Linked DNA regions of Homo sapiens: region 2 is linked to region 1. The links are chromatin loops, found by intact Hi-C in ENCODE. Cell type or tissue: breast epithelium. All regions are shown on one strand. Each heading gives the region's core, and the rest is flanking DNA. Links, peaks and the distances in the headings are about the cores only. Region 1 holds the start of MAP6-AS1 (MAP6 antisense RNA 1). Region 2 overlaps WNT11 (Wnt family member 11).

Region 1 (16,801 bases), core at 10,621-13,120:
TGCCATTGTCACCAGCGTGCCACCCCCTGTGCCACGTGCAGGTTATAATCAATTGGCAAGCACATTGAATGACTGATTCCTGAGCCTTCACCTCACCCCCCTCCCTCACCCCCGCCCACATTCTGTACTAAGAACACAGAAATCATATTCTCCTGGCTCTCCAGCAAGAGCTGCCCGGCCCAGGCTCCACTAGGCCAAGACTTATTAGGCAATCTGTACTCTGCCCTGTCCCTGCCTGAGCTCTACTCTCACAGTGATCACCTCTCTCTCCTTTGCAGGAGCCTGGCTCAACCCGTCAGTGATTCAAGTAAGACTCAAGGTCCTGTAGCCACAGAGCCAGACAAGGATCAAGGTTCTGTGGTCCCAGGCCTTCTGAAAGGTCAAGGTCCTATGGTGCAAGAGCCTCTGAAGAAGCAAGGTTCTGTGGTCCCAGGGCCTCCAAAGGATCTAGGTCCCATGATCCCATTACCAGTCAAGGATCAAGATCACACGGTCCCTGAGCCTTTAAAGAATGAAAGCCCTGTTATCTCAGCACCAGTCAAGGACCAAGGTCCCTCGGTCCCAGTTCCTCCAAAGAATCAAAGTCCTATGGTTCCAGCAAAAGTTAAGGATCAAGGCTCTGTGGTACCAGAGTCTCTAAAGGATCAAGGTCCTAGGATTCCTGAGCCTGTGAAGAATCAAGCTCCTATGGTCCCAGCACCTGTCAAGGATGAAGGTCCCATGGTCTCAGCATCTGTCAAGGATCAAGGTCCCATGGTCTCAGCACCTGTCAAGGATCAAGGTCCCATAGTCCCAGCACCTGTCAAGGGTGAAGGTCCCATAGTCCCAGCACCTGTCAAGGATGAAGGTCCCATGGTCTCAGCACCTATCAAGGATCAAGATCCCATGGTCCCAGAGCATCCGAAGGATGAAAGTGCCATGGCCACAGCACCCATAAAGAATCAAGGTTCCATGGTCTCTGAGCCTGTAAAGAATCAAGGTTTAGTGGTCTCAGGGCCAGTCAAGGATCAAGATGTTGTAGTCCCAGAGCATGCAAAGGTTCACGATTCTGCAGTTGTGGCACCTGTAAAGAATCAAGGTCCTGTGGTCCCCGAGTCCGTGAAGAATCAAGACCCCATTCTCCCAGTACTAGTTAAGGATCAAGGCCCCACAGTCCTACAGCCTCCAAAGAATCAAGGTCGTATAGTCCCTGAACCTCTGAAGAATCAAGTTCCTATAGTCCCAGTGCCTCTGAAGGATCAAGATCCTCTGGTGCCAGTACCAGCAAAGGACCAAGGTCCTGCAGTCCCTGAACCTCTGAAGACTCAAGGTCCCAGGGACCCTCAGCTACCTACTGTCTCACCTCTACCCCGAGTCATGATCCCAACTGCCCCCCATACGGAATACATTGAGAGCTCCCCTTGACACTCACCCCTTGACACACCAATGAAGGAGCTGACAGTGAGAGTGCTCCCCTCCCAGGGGCAGTGAAGACACATATTTAATCTGCATGAAACATGTACAGTAGTCTTGCTGGAATCTAATAAAAATGGTCCCTCTGGCTCAGCAATGTTTCTCTCTGTCTCTGTTGGGCAGGGGTGCATACATGTGTATAGGTGGGCCTGTCAGGCTCTGCATTCACCCGTCTGGACCAGAGGGGTCTGAGAAGCACCAGTTCCTGTGAGTTGTCAGCATGAGATGGGAGTGGGTAGGCGATGCTAGATGGAAACAGGACCCCATCACGGAGGTGGGCAGGATAAGGCAAGGGTCAGATACCATGACAGCCTCACAAGAGGTGCCAAATCCCAGCAGGCTGAGCCCTGGGTAGCTGAGTTGAAGCCTGCAGATGAAACAGGAGCAGGGACCCACCTGGCACAGGGGAATTCTGGATGACAGTTGTTTGCCAAGAGCTCAGCCTTAAAGCTCATCCAGGGGTCAAACTTCTTGAGGAAACCAGGCTCTGATCATAAGTCTCAGGACACTGTATAACCTAACACCTGCTAATCCTCATTCAATATCCATGACAGCTCAACTGAGAGCTTCTAAAGAATATACCTAGAGCCAGGCACAGTGGCTCACGCCTGTAATCCCAGCACTTCGGGAGGCTTAGGTGGGTGGATCACCTGAGGTCAGGAGTTCGAGACCAGCCTGGCCAACATGGTAAAAACCCTGTCTCTACTAAAAATAAAAAAATTAGCTGGGTGCGGTGGCAGGCACCTGTAAACCCAGCTACTCAGGAGGCTGAGGCAGGAGAATCACTTGAACCTGGGAGGCAGAGGTTGCAATGAGCCGAGATTGTGCCACTGCACTCTAGCCTGGCTCCAGCCTGGGCGACAGAGCGAGACTCGGTCTCAAAAAAAAAAAGCGTGTGTATGTGTATGTATGTATGTGTGTGTGTATATATATATATACACGTATATATATATATACACGTATATATATATATATATATATATATACGTGTATATATATATGTGTGTGTGTGTGTATGTATATCTGAAGTCCCCATTCATTTCTCCGTGCAGCAAGCTTGTCCTTAGCATGCACTTTGTGCCAGGCTCAGTGCTGAGCACTGGGGTCACTATGGGAAAGAATATTATGACAATAAAACATGGTATGGGATGAGGCCCTAGGACAAGTCAAGACCTGGCTTTGAGAGGCCAGTGAAGAGAGAACACCTGGCAAGAGCAGCCAGGAAGGCTTTCCAGAGAAAGTGGCTGTGGAGTTCTGATGGAGTCTAGGCAGTCCAGACAGGGCAGACAGGGCGGCATGGGTGTGGCTGAGGACCGGGTAACGCTCCCTCTGAAAGTCCTTGAATGAAAGGAATCTGGTTTGCATGAGGACTTGACCAAGGGTATGGCAGGTCTCTGGGGTGGAAAACTAGGACGAGGCAGGGGTGATCCATTTTCTGAATTCCAGGAAATCAGGGAGGGAGTGGGGGTGCGTCCTGTGGGCTGTGATTGTGGGGCTGGCAGGCCGAGGAACAGCCACAGCCAGGCTGTGGGGAGGACGGCTGGGAGCTGCCAGCGGGCCTGGGGCTCAGCCTCAGTCAAAGATGGGTCCGGCCGGGATGCCACTGGCAGGGGCCGCAAGGCCATATTACAGCCTCCCTTTCAAAGCCCAGAGCCCCCAAGAAGCTAGGGTGGAGGCTCCACCAGTTGCCCCCACCAAAGCTGGCTCCCAAGGAATACTGCTATCCCTTTCAAAGGAGCTCAGCTCAGTTCTTACAGGAAAATCATCAGAGGAAATACAGTATGGAGGACACCCAAATAGTCTAGTTTTCTAAGCAAGCCTTCCCCATCCAACTGGCCCCAAGCCTGCCTCCTCACCCCGTTCCCAACAGCACTAGGGTTTTGTCTATACACACACAAACACACACACACACACACACAGAGAAAGAGAGAGAGAGACGTTTCTTCACAGTGAGGTTGGCTTTTTTTGGCCCAACACAAAAGTAGCCCTCAGAGCTTGCTGCCATATGAGCTCCAATAGTCAGAAACCTGAAGATAAGACAAGGCCACATTGAGGCTAAAGAATTGCGTGTGAAGGTCGGGCTCGATGGCTCACGGCTGTAATCCCAGGACTTTGGGAGGCCGAGGTGGGTGGATTATTTGAGGTCAGGAGTTCAAGAGCAGCCTGACCAACATGGTGAAACCCTGTCTCTACTAAATATACCAAAATTAGCTGGGTGTAGTGGCAGGCACCTGTAATCCCAGCTACTTGGGAGGCTAAGGCACGAGAATCGCTTGAACCTGGGAGGCAGAGATTGCAGTGAGCTGAGATCTAGCCACTGCACTCCAGCCCGGGCGATAGAGCGAGACTCTGTCTCAAAAAAAAAAATCGCATGTGGACACCTTCCTCCTCCTCCCAGTCCTTCCTCTGACCCACACACCAGGTCCCATGACACACACGTTTCCACAGGCCAAGCGAACCGTGGCGCCATCTCTGAGAAGCAGAACAAGGTTTCCCTGAGGGCCTCCGAGACACCCGGGGGCAGATGTCCAGGCCACTGGCTACCAAGGCTTGACCTCTGAAGAGACGTCTGGAAACAGGGCCTGGTAGTCAGCTGCCCTGGGGCTGGGGGGAGGATGGTCACAAGCCCCACATGAAGGACGCTGCGCTCCCTCAGAGAGTGTCAGAATGGAAAGAGATGTGGGTCCTGTTCCAAGCGTTGCGGACTTAAGAGGTCAGAGAGAATCGCCCAGAAAAAGTTCAGAGGGGCTGGCCCGGAGCTGTAAGGAGGAACCAGGGAACTGTGGTGCCCGGAGTGATTCAATCAGGAGACAGTGAGGCCGGGTCGAAAGCTGGGAGGGCCGGCGCAGATGAGGACTGAGGGGTGGCCGCTAGATCTGGCAGTTTCTGCTATGAGCCCAGAGCCAGCCCCTCAACATCTTCATTTGCAAGCCGGTCCTGACGCACAGAGCAGCGCCTCTGAGCTGCAGGCCTTCCCAGCTCAGTCCAGTCCAGCCCTCCACTACCCAGAAAGAAGGCCCAGTGCGGGAGGAGGGGCTCTGGGTCCCCATCTTGGGGTGGGGCAGGGAGGGCGGGGGCGCACCCGACTCTCCTGGCCCTTCTTACAAGCAGGCTTCACTCGAGGCCTAGCTCCTCCCTGCGGCAGCCACTTCCCAGTCTCCCGCGGCGTCCCCTTCCCCACCTCTCCCTCCTCCCTCCTCTCCTTCTTCCTCCCAGCTGCGGGAACTCACAAAGCAGGGGCGACCGCAACCCCGCAGTCCGCGGGCTCCCGCGCCCCTGCTGCAGCCGCCCGGGGAGGGGAGAGGACGGCCCCGCGGCGCCGCAGAAAGGGCGCCCCTACGCCGCGAGGGGCAGGGAGTCGGGGGGTCTCTGGAATGGGAGGCTCCCCACCCGGCCCAGAGGCAAAGGCGACCCGCTGAAACTGGATGGGCCGGCGGCGGAACTCCGACCCGAGAGTCCCACTCCGAAGATGCCCAGGCTCGGGAGGGCGTCTCCGCCCACAGAGCCCCGCTACCAGGGCTCTCGGCTCGGAAACAGCAGCCCCCGTCCCCGCGCACTCGCACAGCCCCCCGCCTGCAGGCTCATCTCCGGCCCCGCCCCGGGCTCCGGGCTCCGCCGCCCGTGCAGCCTGGCCCCGCGAGACCTCGGGACGCGGGATCGGGCCGGTGGGAAGGATAGTGCCCTGGCGAGGGTGGGCGAAAGAGGCCCCGGTATCTGCGCTCTGCCTACCCGCTTTGGGCCGCTAGAAGGCCTGGCTGGGAGACCCTTTCCGGGAGCTGGGCCGAGGCCTCTCTGGAGTCCCCGGTGGCTGGTCTGGGGAAAGGCCGCGATGTTAGTCCTCACACAATGGACCCCACCCGTGATACCTGCCGACGCCCCACACGGCCTAGGCACCTTGTGCCATATTGGGGGAGCGGGGAGACGGTCTATGTGGACAAGGGACAGGAGCCAACTCGGACTGGAGCGACACTTTCGGGAGTCTGTGCCGCTGAGTGGATGGATGGTCTAGAGGAAGTGGGTGGGAATGCACTCGGGTTGACCCAGTTCTCAGCCAGAAACCGGGAAATCCTTTTCAGTACCAGTCTCCGACCCTCAGCTTCCAAACTATCAGTAAGACCTGCCTGGCCTTCCTGCTAAATAGCAAATTTGCCCACTTTTCACTATCTCTATGGCCACCCCCTCTTACCTCACCCATCTCACAATTTGTAATTCAGTCTATGCATCACAGCATGGCACTCAGGTGTAAGAAATGCCACGTCTTTATTTTGGTAAATCTAATTAAATAGACTGGGAGCCCCCTTCTCTCGTTGCCACGGTTGACAGGAAATCTGATATTAGTCATTTTCCTGGAGCCTCATCCTGTCTTTGGGGCTTATCACAATTCCAGGAGGTTCAGGCCATCCTGAGAAGAATCACTATGGCTTCCCTGAGCCCAAGCCGGGGGGCTGGCAGCCCCTCTCCCTCTCCCTAGGGCTTGGCTGGGGACCTCCCAAAGCCTGCCCAGGTTGTGGTATTTCTGCCCAGTTTGCCCAGGCATTCCTATAGCTTCCACATCTGAGCCCATCCCTCAGAGGCCCTGCAACCCAGCCCGCAGGCGCGTGGCCCTTTCTGCACACCTTCATTCCCGGAGGGAAGCCACTCCATCCCTCATCCATCAAAGCACCTGCACTTTCACTCCCTCTCCACCTTGGGCCATCAGTTCAACATCCTCTGCTGGGTGTGGTGGTGCATGCCTGTAGTTCCAGCTATTTCGGAGGCTGAGGCTTGAACCCAGGAGCTCAAGGCTGCAGTGAGCTCTGATCATTCTACTGTGCTCAAGAGCCCATCTCTTGAAGTGGGGGGAAAAGGGGAAAAATCCTCTACGGCGTTTATTCTGGTTCTGGGTGGGCCAGGGCTTCACTGTTTTACATTCCCACCCACAGTGTAGGAGGGTTCCAGTTTCTCCACATCCTTACCAACACTTGTTATTGTCCATCTTTTTCATGTAGCAGTAATTTCTTTGGCTTGTTCCAGAATCTTACATTTTTTTCTTACATAAAAATTGGTATCTAATAAATATGAGTAGATCTCTATTGTTGTGTGGATTAATGGGAATCCAGGAAACAGCTTGTTTTGGCAGGAGGATGGACTCAATTTGGTGTCCAGACTTCTGGACATGGTGGTCTGAGACTGGGAAAAGGGTCTGAGCTGAAGGCGGAGATGCAGACCTCATTGAAATGTGAGCCTCGCCAACCCACAGAAGGTAAAAAGGCTATGAGAGAGGGTGAGTTTACCCAGCAGGAGTGTGGAAAGCGAGAGACGGATGGGGTCAGGTCAGAGCGCTGGGAAACACCCACATTCAGGGGACAGGCAAAAGAAGGAGCCCCCAAGTGGAGGCTGCCCTAAAGCAGCAGAGGAGTCAGAAGAAAACTAGAAAGGAATGTCACCTTGGGGAAGACATCAAGGATGAAGAGTTAACAGGGTTAGAGACCATAACGGCTTCCCTGCAATATGGATTTAGAATCTGTTGAACAAAATGGGCAAAATGTCGTTACATATTGAAGTTTTGTGATGGGTACTATTATTTATTTATTTTGAGATGGAGTCTCACTCTGTCGGCCAGGCTGGAGTGTGGTAGTGAAATCTCCGCTCACTGCAACCTCCGCTTCCCAGGTTCAAGTGATTCTCCTGTCTCAGCCTCCCGAGTAGCTGGGACTACAGGCGCACACCACCACGCCTAGCTAATTTTTGTATTTTTAGCAGAAACAGGATTTCACCATGTTGGTCAGGCTGGTCTTGAACTCCTGACCTCAGGATCTGCCCGCCTCAGCCTCCCAAAGTGCTGGGATTACAGGCGTGAGCCACCGTGCCCAGCTATGTGTACTATTATTTAATTGTCATGTATGTTGGAATTTTTTTCATAGGCGCGAAATTAGTTTTTTTTGTTGTTGTTGTTGTTTTGAGATGGAGTCTCACTCTGTTGCCAGGCTGGAGTGCAGTGGTGTGATCTCGGCTCACTGCAACCTCCGCCCCCCAGGTTCAAGTGATTTTCCTGCCTCAGCCTCCCGAGTAGCTGGGACTACAGGCGCATGCCACCATGCCCAGCTAATTTTTTGTATTTTTAGTAGAGATGGGGTTTCACCATGTTGGCCAGGATGGTCTCGATCTCTTGACCTCGCGATCTGCCCGCCTCGGCTTCCCAAAGTGCTGGGATTACAGGCATGAGCCACTGCATCCGGCTGAAATTAGTTTTTTTTAAAGTAGCAATAAAGAGATCACTGACTTTGGCAATTGTAGACTCTCTAGAGTAGAAGAAACAGAAGCCCGATTTCGGATAAGGGGGATAAGAAAGGAGAGAAGTCAAGTGTGTTTTCATACCTGATGCATAATTTACTGACATCTCATTTAGCAACCACTGAGCACATATAACCCAAGTATCCCTGAGAAAAGAACACACTGTGTGTTACAGTCATTAATTACTTTCACAATCCCTTGGTGCCTCCCACACTGAGACCACTGTCAGCTAAGCCCAGCCAGCAGTGAGCCAAGAGTCCTTCCCCAAAAGGAGGAAAACTGCTTGCTAAGGAGCACCAGGCTTCACTCCTAAATTGTAGATACTCCATTTTGATTCTTCTATCAGAGTTTGCCATGGGTTCAAATACCATCCCATCTGCCGCAGACACTTGAGCCATCTTGGGATCGGCTGGGCTATCAGGGCCATGTGGCAGAGCTGCTTGCCTTTCATTCTGGACCACCTGGAAACTTTCCTTTTCTCTGGACCCCACTCCAACCCTGCAGCCTTATAGGTTACTCAATAACCTTATAAGGATCAGAGAAACACACCAATATATTTTGCTTCCAGAATACATAGAAGCCCAAGAAGTGTTGTGCTTATTAGCAGTAAGAGGCAGAAAGCCCAGCAAGTTGTCTTTCATTTTGCAGGGATCCAGATCACTGAACACCCAGGAACTTCACGTGGTTGGCAGGCCCCTATGTTCTCATGAAACTTACTTCCATTCTTAGGCACACTTATGTCTTATTGATGCATCTGAAGTACCCACTGCTTCTCCTTCTCCCAATCCTAGCAACATAGTATAATCAATGTAGTGGACAAATATAATGGCCTGTGATATGGGAGGATGATCAAAATCTACATAGAAAATCAGAGACTTGAGGAGTTTCAAGACAAGATGAGAAAGGTGTACTGCTATCCCTGCCAACAGAAAGAAAACTGCTAAGGGGACTGTCTGTAGAGGACAAGAAAACATAACTCATCAGATAGTTTTACATTGTGACAAAAAAACAATTATAATTCCCATAAAAAGACCACACCTGGAATAATAGCATCTGCAACTGAACTCACCACCTGAGTAAGCTTACAGTAATGACCTGTCATTCTCCAAGACCCGTGCCTTCTGCACAGACCAAATAGATGAGTTAAATGAAATGTGACAGAAACCACCTTTGCATCTTTCAAGTCTTTGATGGTGGCACAAGTTCCTGTTACTCCCCAGAATTTATTATTGGTGTATTATTTTGGTAAGAAGGAGGAGATTGAGGGGTTTCCACTTGATCATTTTGCCATAATTACGCTTATTCCACAGGTCTGGAGGCTCATGTATGAATTCTACCTGTAATTCCAATTATATATCATGAAAGTAAAAAAAAAATAATAATAATTGCAGAATGGGTTCAGGGTCCCACTGCACTTGGGTCAAAACTCCAATTATTACCTGACCAACCTGAGCCTCTACACAGCAGCTTTCTGGGTCCTCAGGAATTAACATTAAATAGACTTAACATCCACTAATCCCTGAAAAATTTGAGTATTTTCTTTCCACAGAGCACAGTTTTCTGGCAAATGGCCCAGGACCGTTTGCAGAAGGCTGAAGGAATGATTTACAGTATGTATCTCTGGTGCTATTCAAGGGGCTTTTCTGAAGGGTACTGGCCTCTCTTTCATTCTAGGGACTTTGGGTGAGAGGTTGAGATCTTGTTCTTAGTGGCTCAAGTCAAGCTTCCACTTGCCAGCTCTAGAGGGTTTGTGTTTGTTTGTTGGTTGTTTTGATTTCCTGTTTCTGTTATAGAGATTAAGGAGGGCCAGGTGCGGTGGCTCACACCTGTAATCCCAGCACTTTGGGAGGCCAAGGTGGGTGGATCACCTGAGGTCAGGAGTTCAAGACCAGCCTGGCCAACATGGTGAAATCCTGTCTCTACTAATAATACAAAAATTTGCTGGGTGTAGTGGTGCATGCCTGTAATCCCAGCTACTAGGGAGGCTGAGGCAGCAGAATCACTTGAACCCAGGAGGTGGAGGTTGCAGCGATCCGAGATCGCATCACTGCACTCCCATCTAAAAAAAAAAAGAGAAAGAGAGATTAAGGAGGACCTTAAGAGCTGCCCATCTGTTTGGTCTCCTTGGTCTTATTTGGTCCTTGATTGATCAGCCTTTGCTGAAGACATCTATGGTCAGAACATGCTTATTGCCACCTGAGGTCTGATGTCCTGGGTGGTCGAGTGCTGCTCGCCCTCTGCTCCCCTGGGGTCCTATCATTTCCACTGAAATCATGGAGTCCATTTTCATGGCAGCATCTCCCACCAGTATGCCGAGCCCACAGAGAGCAAGTGCTGCAACATGCTTCAGAGATGCTTCCCTCACTCATGTGTTTCTGGGTGCCTTGGTGAAGGGGGTCTTTCTGTACAAGAGGAAGTTAGGCATGTGGAGCTTAGCCAAGGAGAGGGAGTGGGCCACACAGGGAACAGTCACCTCAACATTCCTCCCTCCCTTGGTCTTTGGATTGCATCTTCTATATTAAAACGAGGAACTTCTGGCATCTCAATTTCAATGAGCACAGGCCTTGATTGAATCCAGGAGTCAGTCAACCAGTTAAGCAAACAAAACCACTCCTAGCTGCTCACACTGGCACATTGAATCTAGAATCTCAGCTAAATGTACCTATATTAATAAATTCAGCCCGGTGAAAGTCATATTCCTCCGTCCCTGGATTAGCACCCACAGAAAACATTCTGATATACGCTATCCAGATTTTTGCTGATATAAGTTAGCAAAATCTTGCAATTCTTTTGATGTGTGTGCTGCCTCCTCCCAGACTTGACTCAGGAATTAGGCAGGCAAGGATCTATCCATGATGGGGCTGGAGACAACGTGAGTGGGGCATGAAGAGAACTGGCCTCTCCTCAGGTGACAGATGCCCACCATATTATGCTCCAGAAGAGGAGTCTAGTTTTCACGCTTTGAATCTGGGTTGGCCTGATGACTAGCTTTAACCAGGAGAATGTATTATAAGTGACATAATGCAAGTTGCAGAGCCCAGGCCTCAGATGCTTAGCTCCTGCCTCCATTCTCCCGGAATCCTGAGGTCACCGTGCCATGAAGAAACTGGGAAGGAGGATGCTGTAGACAGAGAGGCCCAGCATCAGCCATTCCAACTATCCCAGCTGAGCCCAGCATCCAGTGATTGCAGTCATCTGAGCAAACCCAATTAAGTCACTACATGTGGAGTGGCCTGTTACTCAGCAATAAATAACTAAAACGCTGCAGGATAACTTCCAGGCAAGGTCATTGCAAGATCTTCGGGCAAGGCAGCAGGAGCCTCCGCAGGTAGAGGAGCAAGGACTGCTTCTGCCACTAGGAGGCGCGGTGGAGTAGATGTTGTTGGGGCGGGGGCGGGGGCGGGGGCGGGGGGGGGCCTCTAAATTGTCCATATCTTCCCATATGACACTGTCTCATTCTCATCGAGGTCAGTGCCCTAAGTTTCACCTGAGACAGAGCAGTCCTATGAATTCAACTGATAAATTGACTACGTAATTTGGCAACGGCAGCCTCAAATTCATGTCTTAAGAAATCAGAAGGCTGGGTGCGGTGGCTCACACCTGTAATCCCAGCACTTTGAGAGGCCCAGGCGGGTGAATCACGAGGTCAAGAGATTGAGACCATCCTGGCCAATATAGTGAAACGCCCTCTCTACTAAAAATACAAAAATTAGCTGGGTGTGGTGGTGCGTGCCTGTAGTCCCAGCTACTTGGGAAGCTGAGGCAGGAGAATCTCTTGAACCTGGGAGGCGGAGGTCGTAGTGAGCCGAGATTATGCCACTACACTCTAGCCTGGCAACAGAGTGAGTCTCAAAAAAAAAAAAAGGAAGTCAGAAAATGTGGCTCAGTGCACTCTCCTCTGCCTGGAGTTTCCCCTGCTGAGCTTGGGACCTCTGCTTACACCAAGAATGGGTAAATGGAGAAATGACATGGAAAAAAAGAAAGGAAAAGAGCTGTCCACTTCTCAGCGTGGGTCTTTTCAATACAAAGCCACTTCCTCATTCTTGCTGGAGCAGCCAGGCGGGTCAGTGTGAACTGGGTGCGCCCCGAGGGATGGGGCACTGGAGACGACCACGTGGTGGGGCTGAGCAGACTGAGAAAAGTCACACTTGAGAAAACGGAAGACGGCAGCAAGATGCATGAAGGATGGTGTGTCTCCAGGGCACCTGAAGGGATGCTGCTGTGCATGCTGTCATGCTTCTGTCTAGGGGCCTGGAAGGTTCCCTGGGGGTTATAGTATCCTTTGAAATAGGCCTCTAAGGATGAGGGGGCTCAACAGGCAGAGATGGGAGGGGCCTGGGACCAGGCAGAGGAGACAGCATGGGCAAATGGGAAGGGGAGATGGTGAGAACTGAGAGGGGCTGTAGAGTTAGCGGGAGTGGCGGGACAGAGGATTGGGAAATTCAGAGGGATTGAGTGGCGAGGGCCATCTGTCCTGCCTCTAATAATGCTCACTGACCCTCTGAGTGCCTTATCCAGGGGGTTCCCATCATGTAGCAGTTCAATCCTCCATCTCCCACTTCAGCCCTCCTCACCACCCCCCTCCCTGTGTTCCACGATCACCCTGCCCATCGCAACTGCTGCACCTCTGTTCCAGCTGTTCTTCACATCTGGAATGCTTCTTTCCTTCTTGTCGTCCAGCTCCAGCCCCTTCTTCCAGGAGTCTCCCCTGACACTTCAGCCCAGCCTGAACCCAAGGCACTGTGGCATAATGGAAGGGGTCAGGCTTTTTACAGTTGCAGAGAGGTAGGCTCAAATCCCAGCTCTGCTGTATGATTTTGAATCACTACCTTCTCTTATTAGTAACTACTAATAATGTTTATTGGCTATGTATTTGCCAAGTACCATGGATTACCTCATTTAACTTTCACCACAACCTTATGAGGTAAGTACTGTTATCATTTCCACCTTACTACTGAGGAAACTGAAGCTCAGAGAAGGTAAGTAACTGACCCATGGTCACACTGCTAGGAAGTGGCAGAGCTGGGACGCCCGTCAGGTCTGTCAGGCTCCAACGCCTCTGCTGCTAAACACCACAGCTCCCACTAGACTGCTTCCTTAGAAGGTGCATTTATTAGGCGCCTCCTGTGTGCCGGGCATTGTGTTAAGTGCGGGGATGCAGCAGGACACAGGCAGACAAGGGCATGCTGTCGCAGAGGTCACAGCTGGAGTGTCAGGACAACAAGCCCCGTGCTGCAGGGACTGGGGAAAAGATGGGTGACCGCCCCCTGCAAACTGTGGAGCATGGAGCTCACACACGTCAGTAACTTCTCCTTCCTCTACAGCCAGGAAACCTGGGTTCCCATGTGAGCCAAGCTCTGTCACTGTCCTGCTGGGTGGCCTTGAGCTGGTCACTTCCCCTCTCTGAGCCCCAGTTTTCTTGTCCATAACATGGAGCAGTAATAGCTACTCTGGAGGGAAGTCTGAAAAGTAAATGAAATCATACATGGCAGTGCCAGGCACACAGTAGGCACTCAGGAGAAGGCTAATCCGCATCCACATCTGGGACCCGCACAATCCAACAGGCTTATTATCTCCCAAGACTTTAACAAGCACCAGGGTGAGAATAACAGGGTAATCCCTCCAATGGCCTCCAGGCAGCAGGAAAGCTCCACACAGGGCAGTGATGGGGCACTGGGGGGCAGCAACACTGGCTGGACCAACCTCTAGACCCCACCCCACCCCTAACTCACCCACCTCTGCCACCTGCACTGCCACTCACACACCAGCAACTCCAGTCCTCACGGACGGGTGTTTGAGATGCAACAGCACAGACCTCTTACCACCCTCCCCACCTGAGTCAGGATGGAGGAGCGTGGCCTCAAGACCCCCTTTGGGTCCTCTCGGTGGCCCCACACCCGGGCCTGGCTTATTTTACTGCCCATTCCCACTTGGTGGGGGAGCTGTCACAGGCTGAACTTCAGGGCCAGGAGGCCTGGGTTCCAGCCCAGTCTCTGCCTTCTCTGAGCTACACCTTGTAAAGTTAGGATGACTTCCCACCTAACGGGGCTATTGCAAGGATTAAGAGAGATGGATACAGATCGTATGCAAGTTAACATGCCTTCATTACTAGAATCTGTGCTCAGTGCTGGGTTCCAGGCACTGTGTTAGGGGCCTCTCCTGCCCTTCCTATGTGGCGAAGCAACTACCCAACCGACTAGGATCTAGTCCCAGCTCGGCCCCCACTGACTGTAGGGCCTCAGGCAGCTCACTTAACTGCTCAGCCTGTTATCTCACCTGTAAGATGGGGACAATCCCTACCTAACTAGCCAAGCTGTTAGGAAGCTTGGATAAAATTGTACATATTAAGTATTTGGCACATAGGAAGAGCAAAACACAAAGGCGTACCAGCTGGTTGCACTCAAAGCATTATTCTGATCCAGAAATGCCTACTCACCCTTTAAAGCAGCCCCCATATCACCTCCTCCTGGGAGCCTTCCTCGATATGTGCATGATGCTAAAGCTAGGTGCAGGATTTGCTGCAATAGACAAACAGCCATGGACCCTCTCTTCATGGAGCTTCCATTCTAAGAGGGGAGGCAGGCAGGGAAGTCTTAAGTGGGTAATTTCATAGTGCTAAGGAGTCAGTAAAGTGAGAAATCATGGTAGAGAAACTGAGGTGGGAGAGGGACTGCTTGTGTAGGGTGGTCAGGGAAGGCCTCTCTGAGCAGACGTTTACGCTGAATCCTGGATGACAAAAAGCAACCCTGCAAACATCTACAAGAACCGCCTGCCAGGCAGAAAGGACAGCTAGTGCAAAGTCCCTGAGGCAGGGGGACAAGCGTGGCACACCTGGAACAGAATGATCCAGGTGCCTGGAACACAGTGAGCACTGAGTACCCTATCCCTAAGTCTCCACCTCTAGACAAAGCCCCTTGAGGATAGAGATCTGAATGATTGAGCCGAAGCACAGGATGGCCCTGGGACTCTGAGCAGTCTTGCTGAAACTCTGTCGTGGCAATGATGGGAGTGAATCAGCTGGCCCTTCTGCAGACCCATGTACATCTTGGTGGCTACTGCTGGATTGCTCAGCCAGGTAAGGGGTCCCTTCCTGAACCAACAACCCCCAGGTCACAATCTTTGGCAGAGGAAAGCTGGACGTGCCCAGAGAGAAAAATGACCTGTCCTAGGTTAAAAGGCCAGCAGGCAGCAGAAATGGGCCTCCAGCCCAATATCCTCTGCTCCTCTGCCTCCCTGGCCACTGGCTCTGTTCCGTGCATCCCTCTCTCTCCCTAAGGTACGGTGTCAGGAGCCCTAAGGACCATGAGGCATCCAACCGGAGGACTGTGTCAAAAAGGACCGTGTTGGGTGCCTCCTCCTCCCCTGCTACAAATCCAACACTTCGGGCCACCTAAGGGCAAGGATCCCCACAATCTCCTTCCAAAGCCCAGCCCAAAGCCAGGCAACTTACTAAATGTGTGCCTGAGTTTGTACCTGTAGCCCTGGATGTAGCATGAGGTCAGCGTGCAAGGAAAGGCTAGGGGAGCTGGGCATAGTGGCTCATGCCCATAGCCCTGCCTGTAGTCCCAGCTACTCAGGAGGCTGAGGAAGGAGGTTCGCTGGAACCCAGGAGTTTGAGTCCAGCCTGGGCAATATAGCAAGATTCACATCTTAAAAAAAGGGTAAAGAAAGAAAGGCGAAGAGGCTGAAGACTGGCTCCAGGTCCAGTGCTCTCATTCAGGTCCTGCAGCTGCTACTTCTCCAGGGCTGCCAGAGCCAGAACCATTTCCCGGGTCAGCACGGAATGCACCTGCCACTTGGCGCTGTCTGCACAGTGATCTGCCAGCGATCTGCCAGCATTCCAGGGCCTGATATGAGCCATCAGTAGCGAGTCTGCCTTAACAGGAGACCTTGTCCCCTGGGAAGAATGGTGTAAGAATCTCCTGATCCAATCTTCTTCCACGCTCCAACAAAATGTCATTGGAAAAGTTTTATTGAAAAAAAAAATGTACAAATAAGTTCTTGGATTGATAGCAACAAAGGCTCATGTTCCCCCTTCCCTCCCTATCTTTGAAGAACTAAAAAAGGAAGAAACAAAACAAAAAGTTCATCCCCACAACGCCAGACACGATGCTTCTTGACCAGAGTCTGCCCAGAAGCCCCTCCTGGGAGCTCCTTCTCAATCCGCCTCACTGCGGCCAGGTCATTCTGGGGGTGCCTGGTCCCAGGGGCTGCAGCACCTAGTTTTATAGTTGGGAGAGGTTGGGATAGAGCTGGGGAGGCAGCTGAGGTGTTTTAGTGTCAGAAGAGGGCTGGCTGACCCCCCTAGCTCAATTTGGTCTCACAGGTGAGAAGGTACCTGGCTATAAATATGAATACTGATTGAGGCAGGCTTGATCTGGGACTTTCAGGGCAGGCAGAATGACTATGGCCCAGGTCCCACAGGATGTGGAGTTTCCGGGCTCAGCATCATGGTATCTGGGGCCCATGTCCAAGTGGAGTGAATTCTAGCTGGGAAGGTCCGCTCAGGCACACGGGAACCCCGGTCTGTTTTTCCACCCCCACCCCATGGAGTATCCAAGGCTGGTACCTCACCTCCCCCCCAACCCCAATAGCACCCATGTGTCTCAGGAGCCTTTGGATGCCTCCTGCCATCCTGTGTGCACCCTGAGGCCCTATAACTCGTCTCGCATCTTGTCACCCTTAGGCCGGACCAGGCGCCCAATGAATAGCAGGGAGCCGCTTTGGGTGTCCCGCACTAGGAAGATGAAGGGGTGGTCGGCGTAGAACAGCTTGGGGCTGCGCAGCTCCTCGCGCCCGTAGATGTCCTGGTCAAAGGGGTTGCCATCTGTGTCCAACTCAAAGGCGGTGGCGTGGAACACGCTGGCCAGGTACAGGTCCTTCTTGCCTGACATGCGTGACAAGTCGGCCTTGTTCTTGTCAATGGCCTCAGTCAGGCCCAGCCCAGCCAGGTGTTTCTGTGGGAACAAGGAGGTGTGCCAGGTGAGGCCATGGCTGCCAGGCTCCTCCACCCTCAAACCCTCCACCCCATACTACCCTGACCGCTCCTCAGAGAGGAGAGAACCACCCCCTGGTC
Region 2 (2,500 bases), core at 1-2,500, 620 kb before region 1:
ATGAGTCTGGGAAGAGTTGGTGCTTAGTAAATACTTCTTCCACAAGCAGATCAAGTTCATTCATGTCCAGAAGCAGGGGGAAAGGCATTCCTGGCATCAGGAAAAGCTTGGGCAAAGGCATGGTGGCAAGACAGTTCCTTTCAGAGAAGTCAAGAACCTGGTGTAGCTGGATGTCAGGATGAGGATGGGAGGCTGGCGAGAGCTGGGAGGCCAGGCTTTGAGGGGCCCTGAATGTCAAGCAGCAGCCCTTGGCCTTGACTAGGCAGGTCCAGGGAGGCTGCCCACAGGTAGGAAAAGACCACCAAGGTGGTAACTGTAGTAGCTTCCATCACTGACCACTGACCACAGAGTGTCAGCCCTGGGCAGAACGTGTGACACACATTGTCTGATTTAAGCCCTCAGTTAATACTGGGAGGTTGATGGGAGAGGAGAGGTTAAGTGACTTGCTCAAGGTCGCAAGGGGAGTGATATAGCCTGGAGTCTACCCAAGCCTGTGCAGTGCCCTTGGCAATGGGCTGCCTCCCTCAGAACTCAGCCCAGGGGTTCTGGGATCTCTACCTTGCCAGGTCTCAGCCCTGACCCTGGGTGAGGACCGCTGGGTCCACAGCAGGCGGGGCACTCAGCACTTCTGGCTGCAGAATGGCCCCCTCTTGGTTCCCTGTCGCTCCTGGGTCTCTGCTGGGTTGCTGAAGGCCAGCTGACTCTGGGTTCCAGACGGCCTCTGCTGTGGGTGGGGGCACTGAGAGTGAGTCCATGTGGAGTCCTTTAAGGTTGTGGGGTCCTTAAGTGCTGCCGATGCAGGCTGCCCTCAGAGAAGGCCTAGGAGAACGGCAGATCGAGGAGGGGCCTGGTCCTAGAGTCTTGGAACCCAGGTGCCCAGAGCTGGGATCTGGGAGGCTCTTGGGTCCTCTAACATCACCAGGGTTCATAGGGACCCACCAGGCTAACGTTTCCCAAAGCACGGACGAGGTGGATGAAGTCAGCAGCCTCAAGCAAAGGGCTCTGTGCTCACTGTACTCAATAGACTCCCTGAGTTGAATTTTAACACCAAGCCTGTTGCTTTGCTGCAGGACTTCTCAGGACCTTTAAAACGTAAATGTGCATCCTGACTCTCCAAGCAGGGACATAGTACATCGTGTTCCCCACATGGATCCCTTTTGTCAGAGTGTCTCACTGGAGCCCATTCTGGGAAATACGGTTTATAAGTACAAACACTGAGGCCCAAAGAGGGGCAATGAATTATCTAAGATCACACAACAAGTTAATGGCCAAGTCTGAATTAGATACTAAATTTTTCAAGTTCCAGGTCATCACAAAACTGAGTGGCTCTTTAATCCTTTATTAGGAATTCCTTGCATGGATATGGGACTTTACAACATAATAAATGGGTTTAGTAATCACATGAAACAATGATGGAAAACTCCTACCACATGTAGCGCATCTAGAAAGGCTTCAGTTAATAGTATGTATAATTATTGTGATCATAAGAATCTAGCATTTCTCATGGTTTCTGGCACGTAGCTGCTCAGTGTTGAATGAATGTTGAATAAAGACTAATAATTCACAGCTGTGTGAGAACTAAATCAGGTGGTGGAGGTGAGCTTTGTGAACTGTACAGCTGTTTTGTTAGTATAATTATCCTAAAGCTTAGGTAGGATGGGGTTGTGATCCTATGTTATGAATAGGGCCTGAGGCCCAGAGAGGGACGGTGATGTGCCCAAGGTCACATGGGGTGTGAGGGGGATCCACTGCTCTGCCAGCTGACAGTTTGGGAGCCTTTTTTGGAAGGAGCCAGGAAACCAGGAGGCAAAGTCCATTGAGGGAAAGGCTGGGGCCAGAAGGGCGGGTGGAGGCCATGTGGCCCCTGACAACCCTGTCTCTCCTTCCATCGGTCATGGCCTTTCCATGGTGTGCAGGGCGCTGTCCAAGACACCATCGGCCCTGGCACTGAACCAGACGCAACACTGCAAGCAGCTGGAGGGTCTGGTGTCTGCACAGGTGCAGCTGTGCCGCAGCAACCTGGAGCTCATGCACACGGTGGTGCACGCCGCCCGCGAGGTCATGAAGGCCTGTCGCCGGGCCTTTGCCGACATGCGCTGGAACTGCTCCTCCATTGAGCTCGCCCCCAACTATTTGCTTGACCTGGAGAGAGGTAGGAGCTGGCGAGGCTGCTGAATGCATGTGGGTGCGGGTGAAGGAATTCAGGCATCAATCTGTGTGTGTTTAGATGGAGGGATGGGTTCATGGGTGGGTGGATGATGGATTCATGGATGAATGACGGGTGGATACAGGCATGGATGGATGGGGTATGGGTGGATGAATTAATCATAAATATGGGTGTGCAGGCATGAATTCACAAACGAGTAAACACAGATGAGTGGCGATATCATCACAGGGGAGCCTGGACAGCACATGTACCTGTGTGCCCCCATGCATGAATGAAGGAATGACCCAAGGCTGTGGCCTGCTGTACGTGAGGCCACATGTCAGGGAGGCTCCT

What was found. Peaks named below come from ENCODE experiments on the same cell type or tissue, not always from the same donor. Only the 100,000 strongest peaks of a DNase experiment are listed, where the experiment ranks them.
Region 2: it touches region 1 in a loop (11-fold over the local background); 1 of 110 quality-filtered maps calls a loop at or near these places.

The regions. Positions count from the first base shown.
Region 1 is chr11:75,571,662-75,588,462 of GRCh38, reverse strand. SERPINH1 (serpin family H member 1) reads right to left here. Exons shown (of 5, transcript NM_001235.5): 5 at 15,680-16,682. The coding sequence ends at 16,380. MAP6 (microtubule associated protein 6) reads left to right here. Exons shown (of 4, transcript NM_033063.2): 4 at 279-1,545. The coding sequence ends at 1,404. It overlaps MAP6-AS1 (MAP6 antisense RNA 1), which reads right to left and starts at 5,267. Exons shown (of 2, transcript NR_145823.1): 1 at 5,182-5,267. RefSeq lists enhancers at 3,654-4,233, 11,456-11,956 and silencers at 4,980-5,129, 5,140-5,249, 10,165-10,333. In breast epithelium, for the core only: no CTCF peak of the experiment used is centred there; a DNase peak (open chromatin) is centred at 11,812; H3K27ac peaks cover 1,325 bases.
Region 2 is chr11:76,196,135-76,198,634 of GRCh38, reverse strand. It overlaps WNT11 (Wnt family member 11), which reads left to right. Exons shown (of 5, transcript NM_004626.3): 2 at 1,917-2,152. Among named protein-coding and RNA genes, the nearest start is that of WNT11, 9.1 kb to the left of the region's middle. In breast epithelium, for the core only: no CTCF peak of the experiment used is centred there; no DNase peak of the experiment used is centred there.